Linked DNA regions of Homo sapiens: region 1 is linked to region 2. A link is an interaction called in ENCODE POLR2A ChIA-PET data of the cell type or tissue named here. Cell type or tissue: PC-3. All regions are shown on one strand. Links, peaks and the distances in the headings refer to the core of each region. The heading gives the core; the rest is flanking DNA. Region 1 overlaps IPO9 (importin 9). Region 2 overlaps LOC105371684 (a long non-coding RNA gene).

Region 1 (15,486 bases), core at 3,076-11,075, 240 kb before region 2:
TCGGGGGAGGTGGAGCCTGGGAGTGGGGGAGGGAGGGTGGAGACTTGAAAAGATAGATGGAGCCTAGAATCTGCAGGGGACGGAGATGGAGCTAGACTTGGTGCTGTTGGAGGAAGTAGCGCGGTCGGGGAAATATTTTTTGAGTCCAGGACCAAAGTCTTTCGCTGTTCTCTTCACCAGCTGGATTGTACTGGGATAAGAGTAGGGGGAGCTATTAGTAGGAGTGGTGAAGGGTAGGGCCTCGAAAAGGCGGCTATCAAAGCTTAATAGATGTCATCAAACAAGTTTCTGCCTCTGAGTTATAAACCTAGCTAGTTGTTTGTACTCTTCGTGTTTTCCCAGAAATTAAATGCATATGCGATTGCTTCACTGTCCTGACCATACTTAACGTTTATTTTAAAAATAATTTGCCCTTATTAAATACCTTTGTGCATTTCTGTTTGGAGGAACTGATCATCCTTTGTTTTTGATTCTTTGTCTCCGTCCTCTATTGTGTGCTTTAAAGTGATGGAGAAGAAAATAAACCATTGGTTCGAGATTTTCTATCAATTTCCTGCCGCGTGAGCCTTTCACCGGGTCCAGTGTAGCTACCACAAAGAACAATTTAATCCAGAAACAGGAGGAGAAATCTTCTTGGTCTTTGTGTAAGAAATATATCTGGTCAGAGCTTCACTGGAACTCCAAATCCTCAGAATCTCCCAACTCAGGAATATTTCCACCACCACTTAAATACTTCATCAGAGATATGGGAAATTGTCCCATCACACACCCATCATATTCAAAACCTTCAGTTAGCTCTCCTACTGGACGTATTTCTATTGAAAAGAATTTAGAACAAATCTCTCTTAAATTTAGTTTACATTCTTTCACAGTATGAAAGAGCTGTTGAAAACAAATTTTCTTCTGTTGGAAATATGTTAAGATTTGGGATCTAACAGGCTAAGGACCATTTTGAAGGCCCACTTGTAATTGTCATTGTTTTATAAAATATCAGATCTATACAGGAGAAACCACTGGTTAGGAGAAAGCTGTTTGAGAACCATGTATAAACTAATCTAAAGGAATTTTTAGCGGCTTCTAAATAAAATTCGTTTATGCACATTAATGTCTGTCCCCCTTGAGTATGAGGAAGGAAGAGTGACAAAGCAAAGGAACCTCATCACATTCAAGTTGTCACCTGAATAAAACTTGAGAGTCTGGTGCAAATTCATCTTAACTAAACCTTCCCTGAGTGGTACCCAGTGCTCCTGGTGCTCCAAATGCATGTCTGGCACCTTTGTATGAAAGGTGGACCTTGACTTGTATTTAAACTGTCTTACAACAACTCCACTTTTGCTCTGATCTTTTCAACTTTAGCCAAATGCCATGGTCTCATCTGGGCAAAGTCAATTATAAAGTTCTCGAGGTCTTTTTTGAAACTCTGATTCCTCACTTTATTCATCTTTTTTTTCTTGAGACTGGGTCTCGCTCTATCGTGTAGACTTTGGAGCAGTGATGCCATCATGGCTCACTGCAGCCTCAAACTTTTGGACTCAAGCGATCCTCCCACCTAGGCCTCCCAAAGTGCTGGGATTACAGGCCTCAGCCACCACACCTGGCATCTTTTTGAGCCTTTAAGTGAAAAATTAAATTTCAGAAGTACAGAATTTTGATCTAAGTCACTGATGAGAAATAGATCGACTGCCCCCCGACCCCCATAACTTACTGGTAATGTGCTGTTGGGCAGACTATGAGAATGAAAAGTATGGAAAGGCATCGATGCAGTGACCTGATATTGGTGATCTAGTAATAGAGCATATGACTCAGGTTTTGGATTTGGTTAGAGGGTTGGATCAGTCTCTGGAGTTTAGTGCAATGCTTCGGACCCTTTGGAGGCTGCTTGTGTCTTTTAAGTAGTCTGGCTCCTTAATGTCTATCAAAAAAACTATAGAGATTTACCCCCTTCTGTACCTGTTTTAAGGTGGAGAATGGCGGTCCATTCCCTCAGATGCGGTCTGCTTTCTTCCTCTTGTGGCCTTTAACAAGTTATCTTTGACATTGGGTTCAGAGTACCTCCCACCTTAAACTCTGTCTGAATCTCTCAGATGTTTTCTGAACATGGTGCAATATAGTAGCTGCTTCTTTACCAGCCTCAACCCTTCTTTACATGAAAACATAGAACCCAGCTTTCCAGCCGGGATTTAGCCAACTATCTGGCCTGATGAAACTGGCAGGACATGGTTCCTCCTATTAGAATGCCCTACAGAGCAAGATGAGCCATTCTTGCAAACTACTTTCCACTTCTTTGGTGTTGCTTCACATTTTAGTGTTTTTTGCTTTTGTTGTTGTTGTTGTTGTTGTTGTTGTTGTTTTGAGACAGAGTCTCAGTCTGTCGCCCAGGCTGGAGTGCAGTGGTGCGATCTCGGCTCACTGCAACCTCCGCCTCCTGGGTTCAAGCAATTCTCCTGCCTCAGCCTCCCGAGTAGCTGGGATTACAGGCACCTGCCACCATGCCTGGCTAATTTTTGTATTTTTAGTAGAGACGAGGTTTCACCATGTTGGCCAGGTTGTCTCGAACTCCTGACCTCAGGTGATCCACCCGCCTCGGCCTCCCAAAGTGCTGGGATTACAGCCGTGAGCCACTGCACCCAGCCCACATTTTAGTTTTACCCTGGTAGAAGGAACCTTGTTTTCTGATTCTAGGAAACACTTTTTTTTTTTTTGAGACCGAGTCTCACTCTGTGGTCCAGGGCCCAGGCTGGAGTGCAGTGGCATGATCTCAGCTCACTGCAACCTCCACCTCCCAGGTTCAAGCAATTCTCGTGCCTCAGCCTCCCAAGTAGTTGGGATTACAGGCATGCACCACCATGCCTGGCTAATTTTTGTATTTTTAGCAGAGGCGGAGTTTAGCCATGTTGCCCAGGCTGATCTTGAACTCCTGAGCTCAAGCAGTCTGCCCACCTCAGCCTCCCAAAATGCTGAGATTACAGGCATGAGCCAACCGGCCAGGCCGGAAACACTCTTAAAACTTGAAGTTAATGAGAAATCTGGGATTTGGTGTCTATTATTATTTGTGTTCTGGTAATCTTTTGATCATTTTTTGGTTCCATGGGGCCCAGGATCAGGTGACAACCAGATCTAGTCCTCCCTCTGTCCTCTCAAATAACCACACTGTCTTTGTGAGCTGTTTATTAGTCCATCACATAGGAGACTGATCCCACATGGTCTTTAAGATTAACTGGTCCGTTCCCTTTGCCAAAAACATTTGTTACCTTCCTTGGCTACCAGGTGATGATCCCTTGTCTTGAAGATTAAATGGAAGAATATCTAATTTATGGGGAAAGGACACAGGTCAATTGTCAACTCCCTGTTAAAAGGACAGGCAAGAGAAGTTGACATGCTGTGACCAAATTGTACTATAGATGAGATTTTAAGAAGCAGTTATCTTAGAAAATAAAGATTGCTGGAGCCTAGAGTAGTCCTGATCATTTAGTGTACCAGCTGATATTTTCTGATAAATAAATAAATTGCCTATAATTAATTATCACATTTTCCAGAATGGGCACCTGTTCTCTTAAGCCAAGGAAGTGTGTGTATGTGAGAGATCCATTTGATTCATGTAGCGTGTCAATCTGAAAAGGATAAGATAGGTTACTTCATCAGCCTGGTGTCCTGGAATGATTTTTTTTTTTTTTTTAATTTTATTTTTTGAGACAGAGTCTCGCTCTGTCACCCAGGCTGGAGTGCATTGGCATGATCTCGGCTCACTGCAACATCCGCCTCCTAGATTCAAGTGATTCTCATGCCTAGGCCTCCCAAGTAGCTGGGATTACAGGCGCGTACCAACACGCCAGGCTAATTTTTGTATTTTTAGTAGAGATGGAGTTTCACCATGTTAGCCAGGCTGGTCTCGAACTCCTGACCTCAGGTGATCCACCCACCTTGCCCTCCCAAAGTGCTAGGATTACAGGCGTGAGCCACTGCGCCTGGCTGGAATGATTTTCTTGAGCCCCTGTGCTTGCTATTTTTGCTAGTCACTTGGAATCTGGAAGAAACCCAGCAAACCTCTCTGAATATTTAAAGTCTATTTAACAGGGCTAATTAGATAAGGAGATGATGCCAGTAACCACCTTCATCAGATAGCACTCCCATCCTGAATTGAGAAGAACATTGCTTGAAAGTTTGGAAGTTATTATGGTGTACAGTATTCTGCAGATAATTGTTAACCTTTCATTTTTCTTTCTTTCTTTTTTTTAAGATACAGAGTTTTGCTCTGTCACCCAGGCTAGAGTGCAGTGGTGTGATCATAGCTTACTGCAGCTTCTAACTCCTGGGCTTACGCAGTCCTCCCAACCTCAGCCTCCCAAGTGGCTGTGACTACAAGCACATGCCCATACTTGGCTGATTTTTTTAGTTTTTTTCTGGAGATGGGGTCTTGCTGTGTTGACCAGGCTGGCCTTGAACTCCTGCCCTCAAGTGATCCTCCTAAAGTGCTGAGATTATAGGCATGAGCAACCACACCTGGCCCCTTTCATTTTTCTTAGGAGGATTGAGATTTTGAGTTTGATCAGGTTTGTAGGAAATTTACTTCTACCTAAATAGGGTAAAAAAAATTTTTTTTAAGTTTTTTTATTCGTTAGAGTAAAAAAACTTTTCTTTTCTTTTTTTTTTTTGTTGCACTGCTAAGAGTCTAAAGCATGCTTTCTAATTCTGTTTTGTTTAATAGGCAGGTTCATATTAAGCACTTTACAAACATAGTAGTTAAAAAGACTGGAGAGGTTATGAACCACCGAAGATCTCTTACGTCAAAGTCTCATATTCTGTACTCAGCTTCATCAACTCTTTTTCTTTTGTTTTTGTCTGACTTACGGTGAGATCATGAGAATTACCATCTTTTGAGAATGTCAGCCTTTTATTTTTGGTGTATTCGTGCTTTATTTTTTTATATCTTAAAATGAAGTTCTTTCCCTCTTTTTCTACTTCTTTCTCTACTTTTCCTCTAAGAATGGCATTATCCAAGTGGTGGAATGGGTTGCTTTCATTCAGAAGCTTTAATTCTTCGTGCCAGCATGCACAGACTTTCTTACATAACTAGATTTAGACCCTAGGACATTTTCTTCTTTGCTTATTTCTTTTTTGCCTATTACAAATGATGACATTTCCCCTATCATTTGGCCTTGTCTAGTTCCCAGTAGATAAGTCACAGAGAATACATTTTTCTTCCCTTCTACCACCATTATGTTGAACAGGGGAGGGGGGAAATTATCTCTCCCTCACCTTTCCTGGCATTCAGATGCTGCCGAGATACCTGTATTGATTTCCCCATCTTAGATGCCTAGAGAGATGATCCTGCTGGCTGGAAGTTTGCTTTCTGGTTCTCATGGGCACTTTTCTGGCTCTTTTGCAGTATAGCGTAAGCACTGTCCACCTGCGAAGGGCGCCCCTCAAGGATCCAGACGCACTCCTGGGCATGTGGCGGGCACTGAGCCGAGCGGAAGGCGGCCACGCTCGGAAAAAGGCCAGTGGTGGAGTTTTCTTTTTCCTTTCAGCTGTGGTTTTGTGGTGCTTACCAACTCCCATGAGAAATAGGGGGCTTGTCCAGGGGGTCTACTCAAAACCGCATCCTTCTCCAACAATCCCTGTTCACAATTCTTATTAGTTGACTGTCAAAGTACTGCCAAGTCTTGTCTCTCTAGGAGACCCTTCAGACCAATAGCATGTATTTCTTAAGTGATCCTTTATCCTCCATGCTCTCCTTTGGGTTTTCCCTTCTAAACCAAGTTTTAGATAGATAATGTTTTTGCCATATGGGGTGATAAGAGAGAAAGGGGAGCAAGGATAACGAGAGGGAAGCAAAAGACTAAAAGAGAATGAGACTAGAGAATGAAAGAGGGCAGAGGATTTCTTAGGAAGTCAAAGGATGCCATTTTGGATAGGAATAAAGGTATAATTAAGGAGAATCTAGAGTCAGGGTGAAAACCCAGATTAACAGAATGAACTGTCCTTATTTCACCATGGGAAAGGGAACTAGAGAAATTAAATTTCCTAACAAAAATAGCTTTAGAAAACAACTTCATATAGCCCTCTTGGCAGTGTTGCCCTTTGGCTCAACTTCATAGATTGAATGTTAGTTTAATCTTAAACAGTCGTTTCCAAGCAAAGCAAAATAAAGCGGATATTTATGTCTGTGTTTCTTATATTTTCCCTGCCTTCATCATCCCAGAGTAAGTTATTAGGCTATTCTTTCTCATATTTTTAAAGACATTGTGTTAAAGACACCAGGCCGGGCACAGTGTGGCTCACTCCTGTAATCCCAGCACTTTGGGAGGCCGAGGAGGGCGGATCACAAGGTCAGGAGATCAAGACCATCCTGGCTAACATGGTGAAACCCCATCTCTACTAAAAATACAAAAAAATTAGCCAGGCGTGGTGGCGGGCGCCTGTAGTCCCAGCTATTCTGGAGGCTGAGGTAGGAGAATGGCCTGAACCCGGGAGGCAGAGCTTGCAGTGAGCCAAGATCACACCACTGCACTCCAGCCCTCCAGCCTGGGTGACAGAGCAAGACTCCATCTCAAAAAAAAAAAAAAAAAAAAAAAACAGACACCAATCAGTAAAACCAGAAGTCCCCCAACACACACACACGTACTTTTTTTTTAACAAATATACTTAGTTGTATTTCAAAAAATATTGTATCTCTGTTAAGTGAAAAATCTGTAAGTAGGGTTTTACTACGTAACAGAAACCAATGGATAGGAGCAAATGTGTTGATCAGATTTAAAATAAGGCCAAGAGCTTTAGAATTATTTTCTGGCTTTTCCTTCTTTGCATTAGTTTGTTTCTTAGTTTGTTTTTTAATTGAGACAAGGTCTTGCTCTGTCATCCAGGCTGGAGTGCAGTGGTGTGATCATAGCTCACTGCAGCCTCAAACTCCTGGGCTCAAGTGATCCTTCCATGTTAGCCTCCTTAGTAGCTGGGACTACAGGTGTGCATCACCACACCCAGCTAATTTTGCATCGGTTTTATAGCACGGAGTTTACCATCAACATCATACTCCTTGGAAACAATTATTTATATAGCTTTTAAGTAAACTAAAGTATTATGGGTATGACACTCTTAAATGGTGAGTGATATCCTTGTATTTCTAGTAGGTATGTGGTCTAGACAGAATAAATTGGGTTAAGTAAAAGAATTTTGTATTTTCCCTCTTTCATCCCCCTATAACCTAATGCAAATAAGCTCTTTGTCTTTGAATTTTTGAGGCTTTGAAACATGTGGTCATGTTGGACATGTGGTCATAATTTTTGAAACTGTAGGGGTCTGTAGAGAAGGAAATCTGTTCATCTATTTTATTTTAAAATTTGTCTTTAGTTAACAATGATGATGTTATTTGAAGATTTTCTTTGCCATTATATATCTGCTTTTGAGCAAATATATGTTACTTGAACTTTAATGCTGCTTCTTTCATGCGTGAAAGAAATTAGCTTTTAGAAGGAGTCCATCTTAAAATACTTGTTGTAGGTACAGATCCCTTGGCTAACTTGGGTTTTTGGCCCCTACGTTGGTCTTAATCTTCTGATGATCTCTTATTCTCACCATCCCTTCCAGTCTCAGTGATGTGTGAAGCAAGGTGGTTAGTGGAATTTTGTATATGATCTTTGATAGGTTACCAGACATGATTAACTTATTACTGTATTAGAGTGAAGAGCTTCTAGCTACTGTGATCATCACTGGAGTGCATCCTTCTGGCAGGGATATGGAAAAAATATATTCATGCTAAGCTTTTCTCTGAAGAGAAAAGACTTGGAATTCTCTGGTTGATGAGAAAGGACCCTTAAGCTGTGATAGGACCTATGTGTAAAGTTTGCCTGGTCTTCATGCTCTAATGACTCCTGTGATCAGTGCCAGAGTGAACTGATGGAAAATGTGTGGTTCTTTTTCCCTTTTGTGAGCTGTGAGCCTCAGTATTACCCTACAGCTATATGAATATCAGTGCTTTCATTGGAAGGACAGTTGTTCAGATTTGTTTAAGCTTAAAGTCTTAAGTTTCAAACCCTTCTCAAAAAGTCTCATTCCTCAGTATCTTTTCACACTGTATATTGAAGAATTTCTTCATTTTGATCTTGTTTTAGTTTGTCCCTGTAGTAATGATCCAAAAATTATGCTCTTGCTAGGAACATTAAAAGTCCAAATCATAATGACCTATGGAAAAATTATTTAAATCATGCCTTAAAAGAAAATACTAGGCCAGGCACGGGGGCTCATGCCTGTAATCCCAGCACTTTGGGAGGCTGAGGCGGGCGGATCACTTGAGGTTGGGAGTTTGAGACCAGCCTGACCAACATGGAGAAACCACATTTCTACTCAAACTACAAAATTAGCTGGGCGTGGTGGCACATGCCTGTAATCCCAGCCACTCGGGAGGCTGAGGCAGGAGGATCGCTTGAACCCGGGAGGTGGAGGTTGCGGTGAGCTGAGATTGCGCCATTGCACTCCAGTCTGGGCAACAAGAGTGCAACTCTGTCTCAAAAGAAAAAAAAAGGAAATGCTGTTATGTCCCAGATAATTTGTGAATGTGCTTGTAGATTATTGTGAAGGAAGTTACATAAGGCACACCAGAATTGGTTCACCATGTCCAGGGAGGCCAATCCTGGGTGGACAGTGACATTCTAAGCAGACTTGAAGCCATGAAGTCTAAGTATCATCCATTATCACACTAAGTATCTGAACTCAAAGGAATTGTGGATGCCCTTACTAGTTGTCTTTCTCCTTTAAATGGATTTCACATGTGCATTTTAGAGTGCTTTTTTCCATTGAACTGGAACATTGCTATCCAAGAGATGTTCCTGAATTATCTGACTCATCTGTGTTTTAGAATCAGTTCTGATAGTTGACTCCCATATCTTCGGGTTGTAGATACCTGTTGTTTCTTCTCTTGCTACAAATGGGTTTTATAGATTTAACCAGAGTCTGTACTAACCAAATTAATCCTAAGAATTAGAATGGATTGCAGTATCTGTAGGGGGATTGTGCAAGTTTCAAGTGTTTGCTTGTGATTTAATCATTTAATAACTCTTTCAGAAAGAATGTGGCTTCTTCTGTGGCGGTCATGCCAAAAAAAAAAATCCACTTTCCTGAGTGAAACAATAGGTGCCATAGGAGTGGATCAAAAACTGCAGCTTAAAGGCATAATAAGAATGAATTAAGAATCTAAGAATTCAGTAAAACAGGACATAAAATATAAAAATCAATAGCTTTCACATACACAAACCATAAAAGGTTAGAGGACGTAATGGTTTTTTAAAAACCAAAACCAATTTACAGTATCAACAAAAAAGTAAATGCTTAGGAAATGTGTAAGAACCTATTAGAGGAAACTTTTTTTTTTTTTTTTGAGATGGAGCCTTGCTGTGTCACCCAGGCTGGAGTGCAGTGGCATGATCTTGGCTCACTGCAACCTCCGCCTCCTGGATTCAAGCGATTCTCCTGCCTCAGCCTCCCAAGTAGCTGGGACTACAGGCGCCCGCCACCACGCCCGGCTAATTTTTGTATTTTTAGTAGAGATGGGGTTTCACCATGTTGGCCAAGCTGGTCTCGAACTCCTAACCTCAGGTGATCCACCTGCCTTGTCCTCCCAAAGTGTTGGGATTACAGGCGTGAGCCACTGCGCCCAGCCTAGAGGAAACTTTTTGAGACAAGATTTTGCTGTGTCACCCAGGCTGGAGTGCAGTGGCTCAGTCTCAGCTCACTGCAACATCTGCCTCCCAGGCCCAAGTGATTCTCGTGCCTCAGCCTCCCAAGTAGCTGGGACTTCAGTCACGCACCACCACGCCCAGCTGATTTTTGTATTTTTCGTAGAGACGGGGTTTCACCATGTTGCCCAGGCTGGTGCCTGTAGTCCCAACTACTCGGGAGGCTGAGGCAGGAGAATGGCGGGAACCTGGGAGGCGGAGCTTGCAGTGATCCGAGATCATGACACTGCACTCCAGCCTGGGCGACAGAGCAAGACTCCATCTCAAAAAAAAAAAAAAAAAAAAAAAAGTGCTGCTATGACTGTGTAGCCATTTGGAATTAGACCCATATCTCACACTAGATTTTTTAAAAATAAACTCTAAAATGATTAGGAGTCTAAACAGAAAAAATTAAATCATACAAGTACTAGAGGAAAACATGGGTGATTTTGTCTTTAAACTTGACATAGGGAAAGGGATTCTAAATATGACTCAAGATCCAGAGACAATAAAAGAAAATATTTTATTGATAAATTTGACTACATAAAATTTTTTTACAATTTACATGGGAAAAACACCACATAAAAAATCAAGAGACAACTGGCAAACTGGGAGGAATTTTTTTCCCCACAATGTATACTACAGACAAAAGGATAATACCTTTAATATATAAAGAATTCTTAAAAATTGAGGAACAAAGGACCAAAACAACACTCAGACATACAAAAAGTGTTTAAACTCACTTGTGGTTAGAGAAATATAATCTAAAACAACATTGAATTAACCATTTATCACCTGTCAGGCTGACAAAAAAATTTATTTTATTTACTTTTGAGACAGCGTGTCACTCTGTCGCCCAGGCTGGAGTGCAGTGGCACAGTCCCTCCTCACTATAGCCTCAACCTCCTGGGCTCAGGTGACCCTCCCACCTCAGCCTCCCAAGTAGCCGAGGCTACAGGCATGAGCCACCGTGCCCAGCTATTTTGGTGTTTCACCATGTTGCCCAAGCTGGCCTTGAATTCCTGGGCTCAAGTGATCTGCTTGCCTTAGCCTCCCAAAGTGCTGGGGTTGTAGGTGTGAGCCACCACACCTGGCCAAAAAATTTTAAATATGATAACACATTCTGTTGGCAAGACTGGAAAGATGCTCCTATGTATTGCTGGTAGGAGTACAAATTGGTGCAATCCTTCTGAAGGAAAATTTGATCACACCCAGTAGCTCCACAAATGCACTTACCTCTTGACCCACAATCCCACTTCTGAAAATCTATGCTGAAGACATCTTCAACATTTCAAAAATACATATTCACAATATTATTCACTGCAGCATTTTTATTAAAACAAAATATTAGAAAAAAACTAACTGTCCATACAGAGGAGAGCACACGAATAACATATGGTATATCTACATATATTATGCAGCTGTAGAGAAGAACTTCAGGAATCTCTTTGAACTGATTTGGAAATCCCAAGATATAATGTTAGCTGAAAAAAAGCAAAGTGCAAAAGAGTGTCTGTAATATACTCTTTTTCATGTAAACAAGAAGGGAATATTTAAAAAAATGTGTCTGCTCATTTGTGTAAAAGAAATACAGGAAAGAAAATCAGAAACTGATTTTGGTTACCTGCCTGCATGTAGTGGGTGGGGAATAGTTGTAAAGAAGTGGGTAATGAAAACAAGGTAATAGGGTTGAGGAAGAAGTGGCACTTCTTGGAATATTCCTTTTTGTATAGCTTTGACTCTGAGAATCATGGTAATGTTTCACATACCAAAAATAAATAAATAATTAAAATTAAAATCAAACAATAGGGAGGCACTAAAAATGGAGCAGAAGTAGTAACAAATGAACCTAAATGTTTTACAAATGAATAACATAACTTTTTAGGTGAGAGGAAGAACTAACCTAAGTAACTTTGTAAAATAGTATTTACAAATAGTAAAATAGTATTTGACTGCATCATGTAGGTTACAGTTAAAAAAACTATACACCAAAATTGTAGTTCAATTAATAGGTGTGTTTTTCACAAAGGTATGGATTAATACTTCTGTAATTGCTTTATATTTTAAGATTGAAAAAATAAGTATAGATGATGAGAGCCAAGTGTATCACTGTTAGAGAAAGAAGTTACAAATAAGGGAAGAGTAGAATGAACCTCGAGGTTTGGATTGGCATCTGGGCTATCAGTCAGTATGATAAATGGATGGATGGCTATATGGTTAGGTATACTGTACTTCCTAGCTCTGTTCTCTGAGAACGCCTAGGAATAGTGATACTCCTGTAGCAATGAACATACCTAGTGCTCACATCTTGGTTTCTAAATATAATTCTCCACTAAAAGACAGCAGGGTTCCTTGGAGGAGAAGTTGATATCTTGGCTTGGACAGAGAAAATACAAGATAAGTATAGAATATCTTGTGTATTCAAAAAATAAGGAAGTGCTTGATAAAGAATGGGGATGTATAGAAGTACACAGGAGTTAATTGGAAGGAGTTCCAGTGGCCAAAGCTGGAACAATTTGAGCAACAAAAAAAATAAGATAGTATTGGATTAAAACTCACAGAATAAAATAAATACTTATGAGTTCATATAGGTATAAATAAATATTAGGAAAAACAAACCATTTTTCCTCTGCTCTCACACTACAACAGTCAACACAGAAGACTTCTGTGATCTCAAAAATATGTGGAGATTTCTCCCCACCAGCAAACAAGCAGTCAGTTCTGTAGTGGACACCAGCTGGGTGTCCTCCAATTCAATTCCAACCTGTCTACCTGGAGATAGCATCAGATCCTACAGATTGAAAGCTCAGTCCCCAAAACTGCCCCCACCTGCTTGGATACCAGTTGCAAGTCTAGGCCTCTGGAACTTCTAACAGACCAGCTTCAAGTTGGGGTTCCCAGGACTCCCCTCTTTGGGTTTGATTAATTTGCTAGAGCAGCTCACAGAACTTAGGGAAATGCTTTTACAGATTTTTCTACAAAGGATATTCGAAACGATACAAATGAACAGCCAGGTGAAGAGATACATAGGATGAGGTCTGGAAGGGTGGAATGCAGAAGTGTGTTCTTTGGCATTTTTATGGAGGTTTCATTACCCTACCATGATTGATTGAACCACTGACCATTGATGATCAACTTAACCTTCAGCCCCTCTACCCTGTCAGAGGGTGGGATGGGGGGATGAAAGTCCCAACCCTCTAAGCCTGCCTAGATATTTCCAGTGACCAGCCCCCATCCTGAAGCTACCTAGGAGCTGCCAGCTATCAAGTCAGCTTATTAGCATACAAAAAGACATCACTTTGGAGTTTCTGAGGATTTTAGGAGCTGTTTGCCAGGAAATGAAGTAGAAGACCAAATACATATTTCACAATATCACAGTCCGCCCTTGGGTCTTCGAACCCTGATCCCTTATGTCAATAGGATGTCCAACTCAAAAGATACTGCCACATTACTAGAATCCCATTCAATAATTAATAGTCTAGTTCATCATATTGTATGAGTGTCTCCCAGGGTGAGGCTGCTCAGATTGGCAGGCTTCCTTTCATTCTTGTGAGGTTGCAAAAGCAGAAGTAGTCTTAGCAAACACAGAACTTTACCATTTCATGAGTTTGATATAATTGAGCTAAGAAGCAATGTCATCTCTTGCTCTGAGCCTCTTTTGAGGTGTTAATGTGATATTGGAATCCTCTCAGTTCATAATCCACTTATTCATTTCTTTCCTCTGAGCTACTGTTTCTTCTCTCTTAATAAGTACCCAAACTTTTCCACCTTTGGAAGGAGCATTACAATCAGCCACTGTGATGGTCTAGATTGCAGGCAACAATACTAGTCTAGCAAGTACCTCTTCCTCAGTGCACCCCCTTCAGATAGGGTTAGGTTACAGAGGTGCAGAACTAGTGGGCTATTTTTACTGTCAGGCAATATAGCTGTATTAACTGTTAGCCCCAATTTTGCTGGATGGGGTGAAGGCACAACCCATTCCCATCAGTCCATTAGGAATTCTGACCTAAGTTACAATACGTAGTTAGAATTTCTTGCCTAGGAATCATTCCTGCTTCCAGCACATGTAGTTGCAGCCCTGGTCCTAAGACCATTGCATCAGGTAGGGGAATGGGGGAAAAAAAAAGAAAAGGAAAGTTGAGGTGATGTGCGGGAAAAAAGACAGAAAGAAGTATCTTGTAAGTAAGAAGAGACTGTCTTTCACCTTTATCCTTCAGGAGCTACTTCAGGAACCAAGGACAAAAGCCAAATACTTTTTAAGAAAATATATTCTTGGTCGGGTGTGGTGGCCCACACCTGTAATCCCAGCACTTTGGGAGGCTGAGGCAGGCAGACTTGAGGTCAAGAGTTCAAGACCAGCCTGGCCAACATGGCAAAACCCAGTCTCTACGAAAAATACAAAAATTAGCTGGGCGTGGTGGTACACTCCTGCAATTCCAGCTATTCCAGAGGCTGAGGCACAAGAATCGCTTGAACCCAGGAGACAGAGGTTGCAGTGAACTGAGATAGCGCCACTGCACTCTAGTCTGGGTGACAGAGTGCGATTCTGTCTCAAAAAAAAAAAAAAAAAAGATATTCTTATTACTGTAGTCAGTTAGGAAAGAATAAGGCTTACAGGAGCTGAGAACCAGGAATCATGGATGAAAACCAAAATATATATTTTATAATATTGTAATAAATAAAGGAGAAGGGACAGTACTTCCTTATAAAAGAATTCCAATTAATAAAGTGAAGAGAATAAAAGAAATGCAAAATCACCATTAGGCAGGTAACACCCACAGATGGATGCTAAAATCAGTGGGTGAGACTTTGAAAAGAAACAGGATAATAGCAAAATGTCAAAATATTTCTCCCTAGATTTGGATCAGTTACAAAGGGAAAAACAGTACCTATAAGTAGAGAAACCCAGCAGACCTTGCCATGTGATCAAGGTTACCATAACCAGTAATAAAATTTTTATCAACATTATGTACTCCCTAATATGATATACTGAGAAGGACACAGCATCACTTTCTGGTATTCTTGCCAAAAATGTATAACCTCAATCTAAAACATGAGGAAACTTTAGTCAAACCCAAATTGAGACACGTTCTACAAAATAACTGATCGATATTCACCAGAAGTGTTCTGGTCACAAAAGACAAAAATGAAGACCTGTCACACTTTAGAAGAAACTAAGGAGACATGGCAACCAGATACAATGTGGGATCCTGAAGGAAAAAGGACAATAAGGAAAAAAACTGGTGAAGTTCTTATCAAGTCTAGTTTAGTTAATAGTATTATACCCATGTTAATTTCCTGATTTTTGATCACTGAACCGTGGTTATGTAAGAGGAAAATGGATGAATGATATCCATGAACTCTGTACTGTTCAGCTTTTCTGTAAGTCTTTAAAAATTATTTTGTAAAATATGGACATAGATCATTTTTAGCAGTTATTAACCTGGTTACTTGGATAAGCCCTGAACCTGAAACATTGCATGTAACAACTCTTTCTTGGTATTAAGCTTTTCTATTGTATAAATGCCCTTTGGATGGCTATTTCAGTAGAATCCAATTAAGGTGGAACATAGATGGGAAAGCCAAACAGTGTATTCATGATAGACAATAAAAAATAATAGCAAAATAACTTATTTTTGTTTTCAAGTTTTTACCAGTATGGCAGATATTGTACAAAGCATTTTACATATATTATATTATTCAGTCTTAAAAGGATTGCTTGATATATTGATACCAGTATTTTTTTTGGGAGGGGGGGGCGTACAGAGTTTCCCTCTTG
Region 2 (15,486 bases), core at 838-8,837:
TCTGTCGCTACCCTGGCCAGCCTTCCTTTTCTTATTACTCATTCTATTCTACACATTTTTTAAAATGTTATCTTCACTTTGGACCTTCTTATTCTTTGGCCACACCTAGGGCATCTTATCTCTCTAAGAGCAAGGTCTCTGAGGCACTAAACGGCTGGCTTTAGGATTCTGGGAGTGAGAAAACTGTGGGTGAGGCCAGAATAACAAAGTTGGCATTTATTTGACATTTGCCAAACTCTTGCCATGAATTATCTGATTGCATTCTTCCACTTCCCTAATGGAATATGGACACCAAATGGAAACCTGAGGCTCAAGGGGTGTGCTAGGTCATCATCAAATGGTGCAGCCAGGATTTGGACCTGGACTTGTCTGAGGTACCTGGATTAACTGCTGGGCTACAGAGCAGTGTGGTGAGGGAGATACAGGAGGTGCCTGGCCAGGCGCAGTGGCTCATGCCTGTTATCCCAGCACTTTGGGGGGACCAAAGTAGGTGGATCACCTGAGGTCAGGAGTTCGAGACCAGCCTGGCCAACACGGTGAAACCCCGTCTCTACTAAAAATACAAAAATTATCTGGGCATGGTGGCAGGCGCCTGTAATCCCAGCTGCTACTCAGGAGGCTGAGACAGGAGAATCACTTGAACCCGAGAGGTGGGGGCTGCAGTGAGCCGAGCTCACACCACTGCACTCCAGCCTGGGCGACAGAGCGAGACTCTGTCTCAAAAAAAAAAAAAAAAAAAAAAGAGGGCCATAGATGTACTAAGGTTTCTCAGAAGTGATTAGAGAAGCTTCAGATGGGTTTTACGCAGTCATTCAACAAGCATTTATTGAGTACCTACTGTGTGCCAGGCAGTGAGGACACAAAGATGAAAGAGTCCCAGCCCTCAAAGAGCTCGCCGTCTGAGTGGACATGTCAAGTAAACAGGCTATTGCCGAGCAACGTAAGTGCGATATTAGAGGTGTGTACTCCGCATGGAGGTAGAGGGAGTGATTACCTCTGCTGTGTGTAAAACACATATTGATTGAGAGCTTTACCATGGGCCAGGTGCTGTGCTGAGCGTTGAACAAGACACAGGACGGAGTGGGGAATGCTTTGCAGCAGTGACAGCCTGCACAGTGGCATGGAGGCATGGGTCACTGTGGTTACCTGGGCAAAGGGGGCTAGGCCTCATGCTGGACACTGGGGTGCAAACAAGGGCACAGCATTGGAGAATGAGGCTGGGCCCCATCTTGGAAGGCTTTGGAGGCCTGAGGAAGGGGCTTGGGTGTTACCTATACATGGAGGCCTTCCCAGCCTTTTGGAGGATGAAGACTTTTTCAAAAACAGTTAAAAACTTCTGATGAGCCGGGCGCAGTGACTCACGCCTGTAATCCCAGCACTTGGGAGGCTGAGGCAGGCAGATCACAAGGTCAAGAGATCGAGATCATCCTGGCTAACACGGTGAAATCCTGTCTCTACTAAAAACAACAAAAAATTAGCCGGGTGTGGTGGTGGACGCCTGTAGTCCCAGCTACTCGGGAGGCTGAGGCAGGAGAATGATGTGAACCCAGGAGGTGGAGCTTGCAGCGAGCTGAGATTGCACCACTGCACTCCAGCCTGGGCGACAGAGTGAGACTCCATCTCAAAAAAAAAAACAAAAAAAAACAACTGATGAGCTTCCACATGCTTGGAATTTGGCTTTTAGTGTCTTTTTTTTTTTTTTTTTTTTTTTGAAACAGAGTCTTGCTGTGTTGCCCAGGCTGGAGTGCAGTACCACGATCTCGGCTCACTGCAAACTCCGCCTCCCGGGTTCATGCCATTCTCCTGCCTCAGCCTCCCAAGTAGGTGGGACTACAGGCGCCTGCCACCACACCTGGCTAATTTTTTGTATTTTTAGTAGAGACGAGGTTTCACCGTGTTAGCCAGGATGGTCTCGATCTCCTGACCTCGTGATCTGCCCACCTTGGCCTCCCAAAGTGCTGGGATTACAGGCGTGAGACACTGTGCCTGGTCTAGTGCTTTTTTTTTTTTTTTTTTTTTTTTGAGACAGGGTCTTTCTTAGTTGCTCAGGCTGGAGTGCAGTGGCACAATGACAGCTCACTGCAGCCTCAACCTCCTGGGCTCAAGCAATCCTCCTACCTCAGCCTCCCAAGTAGTTGGGACTACAGGCACACACCACCACACCCAGCTAATTTTTAATTATTTTTAGAGACAGGGTTTCACTATGTGTTGCCCAGGCTGGTCTCGAACCACTGTCTTTTTTTTTTTTTGAGACAGTCTTACTCTGTCACCCAGGCTAGAAGTACAGTGGCACAATCTTGGCTCACTGCAACCTCTGCCTCCTGGACTCAAGCGATCCTACCACCTCAGCCTTCTGAATAGCTGGGACTGCAGGCATGCGCTACTGCGACTGGCTAAGTGTTGTATTTTTAGCAGAGACAGGGTTTTGCCATGTTGTCCAGGCTGGTCTTGAACTCCTGGTCCCAAGTAATCTGCCTGCCTTGGCCTCCCAAATTGCTGGGACTACAGGCGTGAACTACCGCACCTGGCCGAACCAGTGTCTTTATATTGAGAAAATACATGCGTACTGAGGACTCTCTCAAATGGTCAGTTTCTCTCCTGCACTGCTAACAGCTCCTCCTGCAAGTCTGTCCCTTCTGTCTGTGGCTCCTCCCCACTCATTATAGCCAGAGGGTCTTTCAAACATGCAAATCTGGTGCTGTCCACCCCCTACTTAAAGCTCCACCACAGCTTCCCTTTGTCCACAGGGTCAAGTCCAAGCTCCCCTCTCTGCCCTGTGCTCTGGCCTTTGTTTACTGATAAACTGCTCTGCACAGGTGTTGACATGCTGTTGCTAATGTCACTTCTGTATGTGCTTTTTTTCCTTATTGGCACCCCCTGCTTCAAGGGGGAATGAAGTCAGGAAGTGAGGGGTCTGGCCAGCTTCTAAAGATGCCTTAGGAAGCCTTCCCATGGCTCAGACTTACACACATCTCTATAGCTAACAGAGGGAGGGCACCGGTGGGAGGCAGCAGGCACAAGTCCTTCAGGGCATGTCATGCTGTGCCCGTTGTCCTGCCCTGGCTCCTGCCCCTACCCCAGGGTGTAGGGAGGGCCCTGGCTGTCCCTTGTCTATGGGGCCTGGGCCAGTGCACCACCTGGTATGAAGTGAGGCCAGGTGGATGTCAGCCTGTGGCCTCCTGGACTTTGCTGGAGCTCTGCGTCCTGCCGGGATGGTGAGGAGGCAGAACCCTGAGGGCCTGATCTGTCCTGCAGAGTGACTCAGTCTCCCTCTCACACATCTGGCTTCAAAGTTCTGAAGGTGACTTGGTCCTGGGTGGCTGAGGAGTGATTTCTTAGGTCAGAGTAGACCAAGGCACATAGGAGGGCCTACTTCTCTCCGGTAAACTTCTCTTCTGGCACTAAAGGGTGCTGCGGACTGGGATATTCTCAGAGGAGGCCTGACATCCGGGTCATGTTCTGGGGTCCCAGGGGTCCCATTTAAGGCTTTAACCTGTGGCTCAGGTGATAAGAGGAGACTCAGGACCAGTCCCTTAACAGGTTGGTGGAACTGTGAGTAGAAATTTTTTTTTGCTCCGCCCCTACCCAAAGTGGCTTCATTGAGATTCAGCCTATCTCCCACCCTTCCTGTGCTGTGATGAGGGACTCTGGGGACTGGGAGTGAATAGGCCCTGCTGAGTGCAGGGAAGACACACTCTGGCCTTCCTCACGCCAGGCTGGAGACCTGGCACTGGGCTCTGCTCCTAGCAGCCTGGAAAGCTGTTATTCTAGAACCTGATAACTGCTTGGGCTGGGCTGAAGATAAGAGGCAGCTGTTTGAAGTCCAGAGAGATAACAGCTTCAGAGAAATTTGATAAGAGGAGTGAGATGCACTGGGTTAAGCTCACCAGTCTCGCCTGTTTGCCTTTTGCCAGTTTATAATCATAACCAGCACTGTACTCTCAAGTCAGACTTCCCAGCACCGCGAGGAACCTCAGTGTCACTGTCTCTTAATGGTAGTCTGTGCATCTCTCCTGAGGTCCGCGCCTGGGCCTGCAGGCCTCTGTGCTTGTTCTATGAAATGACCCTCAGCCCCCAGCCCTGCCTTTCCAACCTCATTTCTTTCCTGCCCATTGGTTCTTTTTCTCAAATGTATTCACTCCTGCATCCATTCATTTAACAAATATTTTATGAGTGCCCACTTTGTGCCAGGCACCATTCTGGGCACCGGAGATGCACCGAGGATGCCACCAGGCATGGTCTCTACTCTCACTGGGCTGTGTTCTGGGTAGCCGGAGACAAAAGATAAATCAATAATTGTAGTGGGTGCTGAGTGCAATGGAGGAAAGTCTAAGAGGGCTGTGGTGGGGAGGGACTATGGGGACAGCACAGGGTGGCTTTAGAGTGGTCAGGATGACCTTCCTACAAATACCCTGGGGGATAAGAATGAGCCATGCCAAAACCTTCCTGGAGAGGAGAGAGCCAGCGCAAAGGTCCTGGGGCAGGAGTGAGCATGATCTGGGGGTTAAATAGAAGCTGGAGAGAAGAGGATGGTGGGCAGAGGCCTGATGAGGACAGTCAGACAGGCCTAGATAAGAAGTCTGGAGATGATGATATGCAGAAAACCAACCCACAGGAAGGTGAGTCAGAAGGAATCTGGTCTATGTTTTGAAAAATTTACTTTGGGCTGGGCGCGGTGGCTCACGCATGTAATCCCAGCACTCTGGGAGGCTGAGGCGGATGGGTCACAAGGTCAGGAGATCAAGACCATCCTGGCCAACATGGTGAAACCTCGTCTCTACTAAAAATACAGAAATTAGCCGGGCATGGTGGTGTGTACTTGTAATCCCAGCTACTTGGGAGACTGGGCAGGAGAATCGCTTGAACCCAGGAGGAGGAGGTTGCAGTGAGCCGAGACTGTGCCGCTGCACCCTAGCCTAGCGACAGAGCAGGACTCCATCTCAAAAAAAAAAAAAGAAAGAAAGAAGAAGAAAAACTCACTTTGGCTGCCATGTGGTAGCCAGGGCAGAGAGACAGGCATGGTGAGCAGGAGGGTCAGCATGGGAGGATGGATGCTGGCTCTGGTACTGACTCTCTGTTAGACCTTGGGCCAGACACTTAGCCTCTGTGCTTCTGTTTTCATAGCTATAAAACAGGGTTTCTCTTCACCTGTCTTCTGGTGCTGCCCTGGGTGCTGCCCCAGGTGAAGAATGCTGTGGTGAAGGAGACAGACCCTGCCCTTATGGGACTTCCACTCAAATGGAGGAGTCAGACCTCAAACCAGAGAATCCACAGGGAATGCCAAGTGCTATGTGAGAAATTAAAATAGGATGATTGCTAGAGGGTGACAGGGTGTGATTAGAGAAGCCCACTCCAAGGAAGTGACATTTAGCCTGAGACCCGAATGATGCTGGAAGGGCCCTTGAGGAAAGGAGCTGGAGGGATGGCCTGCTTTACTGGTCTGGAAAGGTCAGACAGGCTGTGGCCTGTGGGAAGTGCTCTGCAAATGTTTGGAGTTTTTTTGTTTTTGTTTTTTTGAGACAGAATTTCAATCTTGTTGCCCAGGCTGGAGTGCAGTGGCACGATCTCGGCCCTCCACCTCCTGGGTTCAAGCGATTCTCCTGCCTCAGCCTCCTGAGTAGCTGGGATTACAGGCACCCGCCACTACACCTGGCTAAGTTTTTGTATTTTTAGTACACATGGGGTTTCACCATGTTGGCCTGGCTGGTCTCGAACTCCAGACCTCAGGTGATCCATCTGCCTCGGCCTCCCAAAGTGCTGGGATTACAGGTGTGAGCCACCGCGCCCGGCCTGCTGCTGTTTATTTGAAGGGCCCCCATGCCCTGACCTGAAGCTGCCCACATCTGGACCTGCCTCATTCAGGGAATTCTGAAGTCTTCTGGATAGATCCTTAGCAAAGTCCTTCCATCGCCCCTCCCCCAACGCCCTGCCCCACCCTGCCAGTCACATACAGGCTTGTTCTGAAGCCTGTGAGGAAACTGTCCCTCTCAGCCCCACCTCCATGCCCAACCAGGCCGCCCCAGCACAGCCTGCCTGACTCCTGGAAACAGATGGAATCTTAGATCCAGTTTAATCCTTCCCATTTTCCATATGGGGAAACTAGGGCCATGTGTTTTATCTAATATTCCTTTTCATATAGTCTTTTTTTTTTTTTTTTTTTTGAGATAAGACTCCTGCTCTGTCACCCAGGCTGGAGTACAGTGGTGCGATCTCGGCTCACTGCAACCTCTGCCTTTCCAATTCAAGTGATTCTCCTGCCTCAGCCTCCCGAGTAGCTGGGATTACAGATGTGCACCACCACACCTGGCTAATTTTTGTATTTTTAGTAAAGATGACGTTTCACCATATTGGCCAGACTGGTCTCAAACTTCTGGCCGTATATGATCTGCCTGCTTTGGTCACCCAAAATGTTGGTTTTTGGGGTTTTTTTTGTTTTTTTTTTTTGAGATGGAGTCTCGCTCTGTCCCCCAGGCTGGAGTGCAGTGGCGCGATCTCAGCTCACTGCAAGCTCTGCCTCCCGGGTTCACACCATTCTCCCTGCCTCGGCCTCCCAAGTAGCTGGGACTACAAGCGCCCACCACCATGCCCGGCTAATTTTTTTTTGTATTTTTAGTAGAGGCAGGGTTTCACCATGTTAGCCAGGATGGTCTCGATCTCCTGACCTTGTGATCCACCCGTCTCAGTCTCCCAAAGTGCTGGGATTAGAGGCGTGAGCCACCGCGCCCAGCCAAAATGTTGGGATTATAGGCATAAACCACCATGCCTGGCCCCCTTTTCCTATATTCTTTCTTTCTTTTTTTTTGTTTGAGACAGAGTCCTGCTCTGTCACCCAGGCTGGAGTGCAGTGGCGCGATCTCAGCTCACTGCAACCTCCGCCTCCCAGGTTTAAGCAATTCTCTGCCTCAGCCTCCCGAGTAGCTGGGATTACAGGTGCATTCCACCATGCCTGGCTAATTTTTTGTATTTTTTTTTTTTTGAGACGGAGTCTCGCTCTGTCACCCAGGCTGGAGTGCAGTGGCACGATCTCGGCTCACTGCAAGCTCTGCCTCCCGGGTTCACGCCATTCTCCTGCCTCAGCTTCCCAAATAGCTGGGACTACTGGCACCCGCCACCATGCCCAGCTAATTTTTTTTTGTATTTTCAGTAGAGACGGGGTTTCACAGTGTTAGCCAGGATGGTCTCGATCTCCTGACCTCGTGATCCACTCACCTCAGCCTCCCAAAGTGCTGGGATTACAGGTGTGAGCCACCGCGCCCGGCCATTTTTTGTATTTTTAGTAGAGACAGGGTTTCACCATCTTGGTCAGGCTGGTCTTGAACTCCTGACCTCGTGATCCACCCACCTCGGCCTCCCAAAGTGCTGGGATTACAGGCATGAGCCACCACACCCGGCCTCCTATATTCTTTCAACAATAGTCATTGAAATATTTATTGAATTCCTACTGTGTGCTGTTTTAGGCACTGAGGATACAGCAGAGAACAAAACACAAAAATCTTGTCCTCCCAGCCTGGGAAACATGGTAAAGTCTTGTCTCTACAAAAAATACAAAAGTTAGCTAGGCGTGGTGGTGCCTGCCTGCAGTCCCAGCTACTCAGGAGGCTGAGGCAGGGGGATAACTTGAGCCTGGGAGGTTGAGGCTGCAATGAGCAAAGACCGTGTCACTGCACTCCAGCCTGGGTGACAGAGTGAAAACCTGTCTCCAAAAAAAAAAAAAAAAATTCTGTCCTCATGAGGCTAATATTCTACTTGGAGCAACTGACAATCAAAATACAATTAACAACAATTATTGTGGTTATTGTTACGGGCGTGGTGGCTCACACCTGTAATCCTAGCACTTTGGGAGGTGGAGGTAGGTAGATACCTTGAGCCCAGAAGTTTGAGAACAGCCTGGGCAACATAGGGAGACCCTGTCTCTACTTAAAAAAAAAAAAAAAAGTCCGGGCACAGTGTCTCATGCCTGTAATCCCAGCACTTTGGGAGGCCGAGGTGGGTGGATCACGAGGTCAAAGACCGAGACCATCCTGGCCAACATGGTGAAACCCTGTCTCTACTAAAAATACAAAAATTACCTGGGCATGGTGGCGCACACCTGTAGTCCCACCTACTCGGGAGGCTGAGGCAGGAGAATCACTTTAACCCGGGAGGCGGAGTTTGCAGTGAGCCGAGATCACGCCACTGTACTCCAGCCTGGCAACGAAGCGACACTCCATCTCAAAAAAAAAAACCTGAAAAAAAATACAGTTAACAATAATGAAACACACAATTATGTCAGGTGCTGATATGTTCCCTGAAGAAAAACAAAGCAGAAGAAAGAAAAGGATGGAGATGAAACGGGTGAGGGTAGGCTTCGATGTGTTCTCCTCTCAGATGTTTTGGTTAAGAGAAGGTTTCAGTGCTGGCCTGAGGATAGAGCTGTGGAACCACCTCAGAGAAGAGACTTCCAGGCAGGGCTCAGAACACAATTCCCCAAAGTAAGGCATGCTGAGTATTTTGAACTAAAGGAGATGGGAAGGCCTCGGAAGCAGAGTCTCTCTGACCTCCTGCCCTGCTGCTCACCTTTCTCTTTCAAGGCAAGTCACAGAAACCAGAATTCCTCTTCCCCAAGGCCATAGAAACTAGAATCCCTCTCCCAGAAAGCAAAACCTAGAGAGGTCATTTTCCCTCTCTCCCTTCTCCCTTAAAGACCCTCATCCCAGAGGGGTCCTTCCTCATGCCTAGGAAGAAGAAATGCTACACAGGCTGGGCACAGTGGCTCACGCCTGTAATCCCAGCACTTTGGGAGGCCAAGGCGGGCAGATCACTTGAGGTCAGGAGTTTGAGACCAGCCTGGCCAACATGGTGAAACCCTGTCTCTACCAAAAATACAAAAATTAGCCGGGTGTGGTACCATGCACCTGTAATCCCAGCTACTCAGGAGGCTGAGGTGGGAGAATTGCTTGAACCTGGGAGGTGGAGGTTGCAGTGAGCCAAGATCATTCCACTGCCCTCCAGCCTGGGCAATAGAGTGAGACTTCATATCAAAAAAGAAAAAGAAAGAAAGGTTACACAGAGAAGCCAAGGAGAATCAAGCAGACAGGCCTTGCTGTTTCCTCTCTCAGTCACTGAGCATTAGATCATACCCCTTCATCCAATCACATTTCTACACAGCTACCATTCCTCATCAACCTTTAAGCATAAACTCAGACAGTTTTCCCCAGGTCTTTGGGTCTTCATTTCTGAAGGCTGTCTCAAAATTTTTTAAAAATTTTATTGAAATGAGGTCTCCCTATGTTGCCCAGGCTGGTTGTGAACACATAAAACTTTGATCAAATAGTCCAGGCCCAGTGGGTCACACTTGTAATTCTAGCACTTTGGGAGACTGAGTGGGAGGATTGCTTGAACCAGCCTGGGCAACATTGTGAGACACAGTCTCTATGAAAATTAAATTTAAAAAATTAGCCAGGCATGGTGGTGTGCACCTCTAGTCCCAGCTACTCGGGAGGCTGAGGTAGGATGATCACCTGAGCCCAGGAGGTCAAGGCTTCAGTGAGCTGAGATCCCACCATGCACTCTAGCTTGGGCTACAGAGTGAGGAAAAACAAACACAAACAAACAAAACCCAACTTTGATTAAATAAATCTGTTACGTTTTCTCTTGTTAACCTCCTGGTGGGTGAGAAAAGTGATCACACTTTTCTGCCTTTATAAAGGCCAGCAGCTGGAATGTGCGGCTCCTGTGAGGAAAGCCAAGGGGGCCTGTGCAGATGGAACAGAGCCAAGGGTGCGGGGGTGGAGATGAAGTCTAGGGCAGGGGCAGATAGCACCGGGCTTTTGTAGGACTTTGGCTTTTACAGGTAAGATGCAGAGCCATGGAGGGTTTGAACTCTCTGGCTGCTGTCGGGGGGCCTTGTGTCCTGTCTCTTGAACAGAACACTAATTTCCTGGGGGCAGGACGCACACCAAAGCCCAGTCAGGGGCTCTGTTCTGGTCAGCGGGCCAGCCTTGACCCCACAGTCCCACAGCCAGCCAGACCTGAAGGTGGGACAGAGGTCCCTGGACTGCCTTTTTGGGAGGACTAGTTTTCTTTCTTTTTTTTTTTTTTTTTTGAGATGGAGGCTTGCTCTGTTCCCCAGGCTGCAGTGCAGTGGTGTGATCTCGGCTCACTGCAACCTCTACCTCCCAGGTTCAAGCAATTCTCGTGCCTCAGCCTCCTGAGTAGCTGAGATTACAGGCGCATGCCACCATGCCCCGCTAATTTTTGTATTTTTAGTAGAGACGGGGTTTCGCCATGTTGGCCAGGCTGGTCTTGAACTGCTGACCTCAGGTGATCTGCCCACCTCAGCCTCCTGAAGTGCTGGGATTACGGGAGTGAGCCACCGCCCGGCCTGGGAAGACTAGTTTTCATGTGTATTTGTAGTAGGCCTGCTTTTGATGCTATCTCAGTGCATTGCATTGAACTCTGCATTTATTCATATCCCGGGCTATCAGCTTTTTTGTTTGTTTGTGTGTTTGTTTGTTTGTTTGTTTGTTTGTGACAAAATCTTGCTCTGTTGCCCAGGCTGGAGTGCAGTGACGTGATCTCGGTTCACTGCAACCTCTGCCTCCTGGGTTCAAGTGATTCTGCTGCCTCAGCCTGCTGAGCAGCTGGGATTACAGGCGCATGCCACCATGCCTGGCTAATTTTTGTATTTTTAGTAGAGACAGGGTTTCACCATGTTGGCCAGGCTGGTCTCAAACTCCTGACTCAAGTGATCCACCCATCTAGGCCTCCCAAAGTGCTGGGATTACAGGAGTAAGCCACTGTGCCTGGTCAGCCACCTTCAGCCATCACTGGCTTGTCAGTTCTTACGTATTCCACTTCCGCTTGATTGTAAGCTTCCTCCGGGGAAGGACGGGGTCTCCCAGACATTTGAATTAACGGTGATCTTTGCAAAAAGCCAGGAACCCCTGTGGGTGATTGCTGGCAGGGAGACAAGCTACACAGGAAAGAGCAGGGATCTGTCTGTGGCCTGGGGGTTAGGAGACCTAACAAAAGTTTTCTCACTCGGAGGCTCGGTCTCCCCATCTGTAAAAGGATATGGACTGGACTACATGGATTTTTTTTTTTTTTTTTTTTTTTTGAGAAGGAGTTTCGCTCGTGTCGCCCAGGCTGGAGTGTAATGGCACGATCTTGGCTCACTGCAACCTCCGTCTCTCAGGTTCAAGCAATTCTCCTGCTTCAATCTCCCCAGTAGCTGGGATTACAGGCATGCGCCACCATGCTGGGTGAATTTTTGTATTTTTAGTAGAGACGGGTTTTCACCATGTTGGCCAGGCTGGTCTCGAACTCCTGACCTTAGGCGATCCACCCGCCTCAGCCTCCCAAAGTGCTGGAATTACAGGCATGAGCCACCGCACCTGGCCGATTCTTTTTTTTTTTTTTTTTTTTTTTTTTTTGAGACGAAGTCTCCCTCTTGTCCCCCAGGCTGGAGTGCAGTGGCAGGATCTCAGCTCACTGCAACCTCCGCCTCCCGGGTTCAAGTGATTCTCCTGCCTCAGCCTCCTGAGTAGCTGGGATTACAGGCGCCTGCTACCACGCCTGGCTAATTTTTGTATTTTTAGTAGAGACAAGGGTTTCACCATGTTGGCCAGGCTGGTCTCGAACTCTGGCCTCAGGTGATCCGCCTGCCTTGGCCTCCCAGAATGCTGGGATTACAGGTGTGAGCCACCACACCTGGCCAAGGCCGATTCTTAAATTATGTTTGAAATACTAACAGAATCAGGCCAGGTGTGGTGGCTCACGCTTGTAATCCTAGCACTTTGGGAGGCCAAGGCCGGTGGATCATGAGGTCAGGAATTCGAGGCCAGCGTGGCCAAGATGGTGAAACCCCGTCTCTACTAAAAATACAAAAATTAGCTGGGCGTGGTGGCGCATGCCTGTAGTCCCAGCTACTTGGGAGGCTGAGGCAGGAGAATCACTTGAACCGGAGAGGCGGAGGTTGTGGTGAGCCAAGATCGTGCCATTGCACTCCAGCCTGGGCGACAGGAGCGAAACCCCGTCTAAAAAAAAAAAAAAAAAAAAAGAAATACCAACATAATCTATAGATACCTCCAGAATAATGAGTTGGTGCACAAAACTTTGCGTGTGACTGAGAGGAACAGGTTCACAAGCCCCTAAATTTGTCCCTAAGAGCTTGTCCAGTTCTAATAATGTGATTTTTGTGCACCGATTGTAGCACTAGCCCAGAAAGGCTCCAACCTTGGAGGACAGACTTGGTTTTAATCTCCAGGTGAGTGATTTAGGACTTGTTTTTGTTGCGTTCTGGAAAAGGTGTGTGGATATGTTTTTGGAGGCAAAGGAGGAGTTTGTGGTCTGGAGCCTGCATGTTTTCAGCCTCCAGGCCTGGTTACGTTGGCTTGATGGAGAAGGGAAGGCCCACGTGGGAGTGGAGCCAGCCAGTCTTTCCTGTGTGGGCGATGCAGGGGACGGTGGGGAGGGCCACAAGGTGGAGGAGGAGGAGGAATCGCGAGGTGGGAAGGGGCTGGGTGGTGACAGGCAGAGGGCTAGAGAGCTGTGGGCAGAACAGGGACCCCGTCCCATGTGTCTCTGGGCAGAGATTCACTCCACGCCAAAGCAAATAGGGAGAAGAGGCCCCTGTGAGTCTGAAGGGTGGTTCCCCCCTTGACTGAAGATCCCGGAGATGGGGGGTGGCCCTGGGCCAAATCAGGCACCTCCCTTTCTCACCAGGTAGTGCCTCCCTGCACGTTCACACCCAATGCTGTGTTGTCAGGGGCTGTAACCTGAGCCCTGGGTGCCAGGAGGGGGAGACCCACCCGGTCCTCCTCCTGTCCCCCCCAGCTCCCTTCCCTCTCCAAGGGCTCACACAGGCCCAGCCCATGGAAGAAATGGTGTTCTCAGTGGGTTTGGAACAGGTAAAGATTAGGAGCAGATGACAGGTTGTCAGTGGCTTCGAGGGCAACTACATAATCCCCAGCACCCAAGCTGCAGTGCACTTTGATCCAGCCTCTGAAGGCTTGATTATGAGACACAGCCCATGTTTCCATAAAGGGGAGAACAATTGTTTCCAGCACAGACAAAGGACTCTTTGTATAGCCCTGGGACCCGAGCCCCAGGAGGCACTCGGGGAGAGGAAGGACAGCCCCACCCCGGGTAGGGAAGGGGGTAGGGGCAGGGCAGTGCTGGGTGAGGCAGCTGCCTGGCTCCCATTGAGCTTGCCCATGATGGGCAAAGGGCATTAATGATGTCCCGCTGCTGGCACAGGGGCCTCAGACAGGGGTGAAAGGGGGCTTTTTTCTGAATTGCTCCAGCCTCATGCTCAAAATGCATGCAGTTTTATCTTTGTCGAGGCCGATGTTGGGGTATCTAGTGCCCCCCTACATTTGGGGAAGGGCTGGCTCCTCATTGGCAGGTTTCCACATCTATCAAACAGGCAGCAGGGTAGGGAGCAGGATTTGCTGTGCAGAGTGGGAGTTAGAACTTAGAGAGCATTTGGAAGTAGGCATGAAGAAGGGGCACGTTGGGATGGGGACGAGGTAGTGAGTCTGGATGCAGCAGTGTGTGTCCCTTGTGGAGCTGCCTCCTCCTCCTCCCCCCAGCCCTCACAGTTTCCCTGGGGCCTGAACATAGGATGACCTCAGAGTTTGCAAAACAAATCCGACTGTTGGAGAGCGTGAGGACTTTGCTTTGCTCCCCTTTCCTGCTTGGGAGAGAAGTCTGGATTGGTGAGGGCTTCTGCCCCCCTCATCCATTTGTTAGTTAAATCCAGCCCCTTCCCTGCCTCCCATTCCTTCTGTCCACATGTCAGGAGGCGTGGGCTGGGCCCTAGGCTGGCCTCCCAGTCAGAGGCAGCCATAGTGCAGGGAGTTGGCTTGACCCTGAGAAATTCCAGAAACACATCTGTTTAGGAGGATGAAGGCCAGGTTTGGGATCTTATTGGGGCTGCACCTGTGGAGACCAGAATGGCTCATTTTAGGGGGAAGGTAAGTAGAAAGTGTTAAATGCCAGCTCCTCAAAATCACTAGTACAATCTACTGATATCACAAAGCACAGTTTATTGCTCACCTTGGTGAGGGAGACAGAGATTTGGCAGTCTCTCCAAGTGGGGAAGGTAAGGTTGTTGGAAGTTTGGTTTAAGATGGATCTTGCAGTGCAGGGGCTTTGATTAGGACTGGGTAAGGATCGCCATTTCACAGTCAAGAATTGGTACAAACATCAAGGCCAGGATTTTTGAGACAAGGGATTCAAACAATGTTAGGAAGCAAGCTCAAAGTAGATGCTTCCATTGAAGATTTGATGGTTTTGTGGGAAGTTCCCCTAGTGAACAATCAGGTCTTTTACCTGGGCGGAGTCTATTGGAATAATAAAGTTATGCTAATGAAGACCATGGACTAGCAAAGTCACGTTAATGTAACCATCAGTTGTGTCTGTAGTAGGTAGTTTCCATTTTAGGTGTAAGTTTAGAGGGTGTGAGGGTAAAAGCTCTTTAGGGGCTGGTCTGGAGTTTGGGGTGGGGAATGGCAGGAGGGTCTATGGTCCTGAACAGCAATGACCAGACTGCAGGGCAGAGGCAGAGACACGTTAGACTGGAGAACTGGAGGGAGAGGAACTCCAGCTGACCCCAGGAGAGGTCAAGACTCAAGCATGTGAGCTGGAAACCAGGCCTGCAGGTGCCAAACCGGTCCCTGCCCGTGAAGACAGGCTGTATTGACTTTGGCAGCCCCACCCTAGCCTCCTCCCACCCCAGAAGGGCTTGAAACTGACACTGGGCCATGAAGGGGGCTGGAGATGTTCCCAACCCAGTCCTGCTCAGGCCGGCCATGGCTGGCTGCTACCCTGGCAGAGGGAGCCAGAGGGTGTGTATGGGGGAGGGAGGGAGGGATGTTCCCCTGGGAGGCAACTGGTGGAGTCCAGGGCTGGGGGCCATCAGGAATATATGAGTGGCCTCTTGATCTCAGACTGAGGACCCAGACAGACTAGGCAGTAGGTGAGAACAGATGAGTTTGGGGGACATCAGCTGTTCTCTTTATGGTGTAACTATGATTTCTTTTTTTTTTTCTTTTTTTGTGAGACAGAGCCTTGTACTGTTACCCAGGCTGGAGTGCAGTGGTGTGATCTCAGCTCACTGCAACCTCCGCCTCCTAGGTTCAAGCGATTCTCCTGCCTCAGCCTCCCGAGTAGTTGGGACCACAAGCACACGTCACCATGCCCAGCGAATTTTTGTATTTTTTAGTAGAGACGGGGTTTCACCATATTGGCCAGGCTGGTCCCTATGATTTCATATGAGCTGAAATCTACATATGTACTAGTCATCACAACACATCATTTTATTGATAAACTGAGGCATGGGGAGCATCGATGACTGATCAGGCAGATGGGTTGGAATTCAAGGTCCAGTCTGTGGCTTCAAGGCGAACTCTGCTGTGCCCCTTGGCAGCATCCTCCTGGGCTACTCAGGCATCTCATTCCTGCAGATGGCAAGAGGGGAGCTCAGATCACTCCTGTCTTGTC

What was found. Peaks named below come from ENCODE experiments on the same cell type or tissue, not always from the same donor. Only the 100,000 strongest peaks of a DNase experiment are listed, where the experiment ranks them.
Region 1: POLR2A ChIA-PET joins it to region 2 with 28 read pairs; 2 of 35 experiments call an interaction of 5 or more read pairs at or near these places.

What each region holds. Positions count from the first base shown.
Region 1 is chr1:201,829,568-201,845,053 of GRCh38, forward strand. All of the region lies in intron 1 of IPO9 (importin 9), which reads left to right. Among named protein-coding and RNA genes, the nearest start is that of IPO9-AS1, 7.8 kb to the left of the region's middle. RefSeq lists an enhancer at 9,534-9,828. In PC-3, for the core only: no CTCF peak of the experiment used is centred there; no DNase peak of the experiment used is centred there.
Region 2 is chr1:202,072,449-202,087,934 of GRCh38, forward strand. It overlaps LOC105371684 (a long non-coding RNA gene), which reads right to left. Exons shown (of 2, transcript XR_001738375.2): 2 at 15,279-15,443. Among named protein-coding and RNA genes, the nearest start is that of GPR37L1, 43 kb to the right of the region's middle. RefSeq lists enhancers at 1-168, 2,816-3,663, 12,213-12,972, 12,973-13,732, 14,614-14,758 and cis regulatory regions at 3,535-3,974, 14,681-14,692. In PC-3, for the core only: no CTCF peak of the experiment used is centred there; a DNase peak (open chromatin) is centred at 4,633.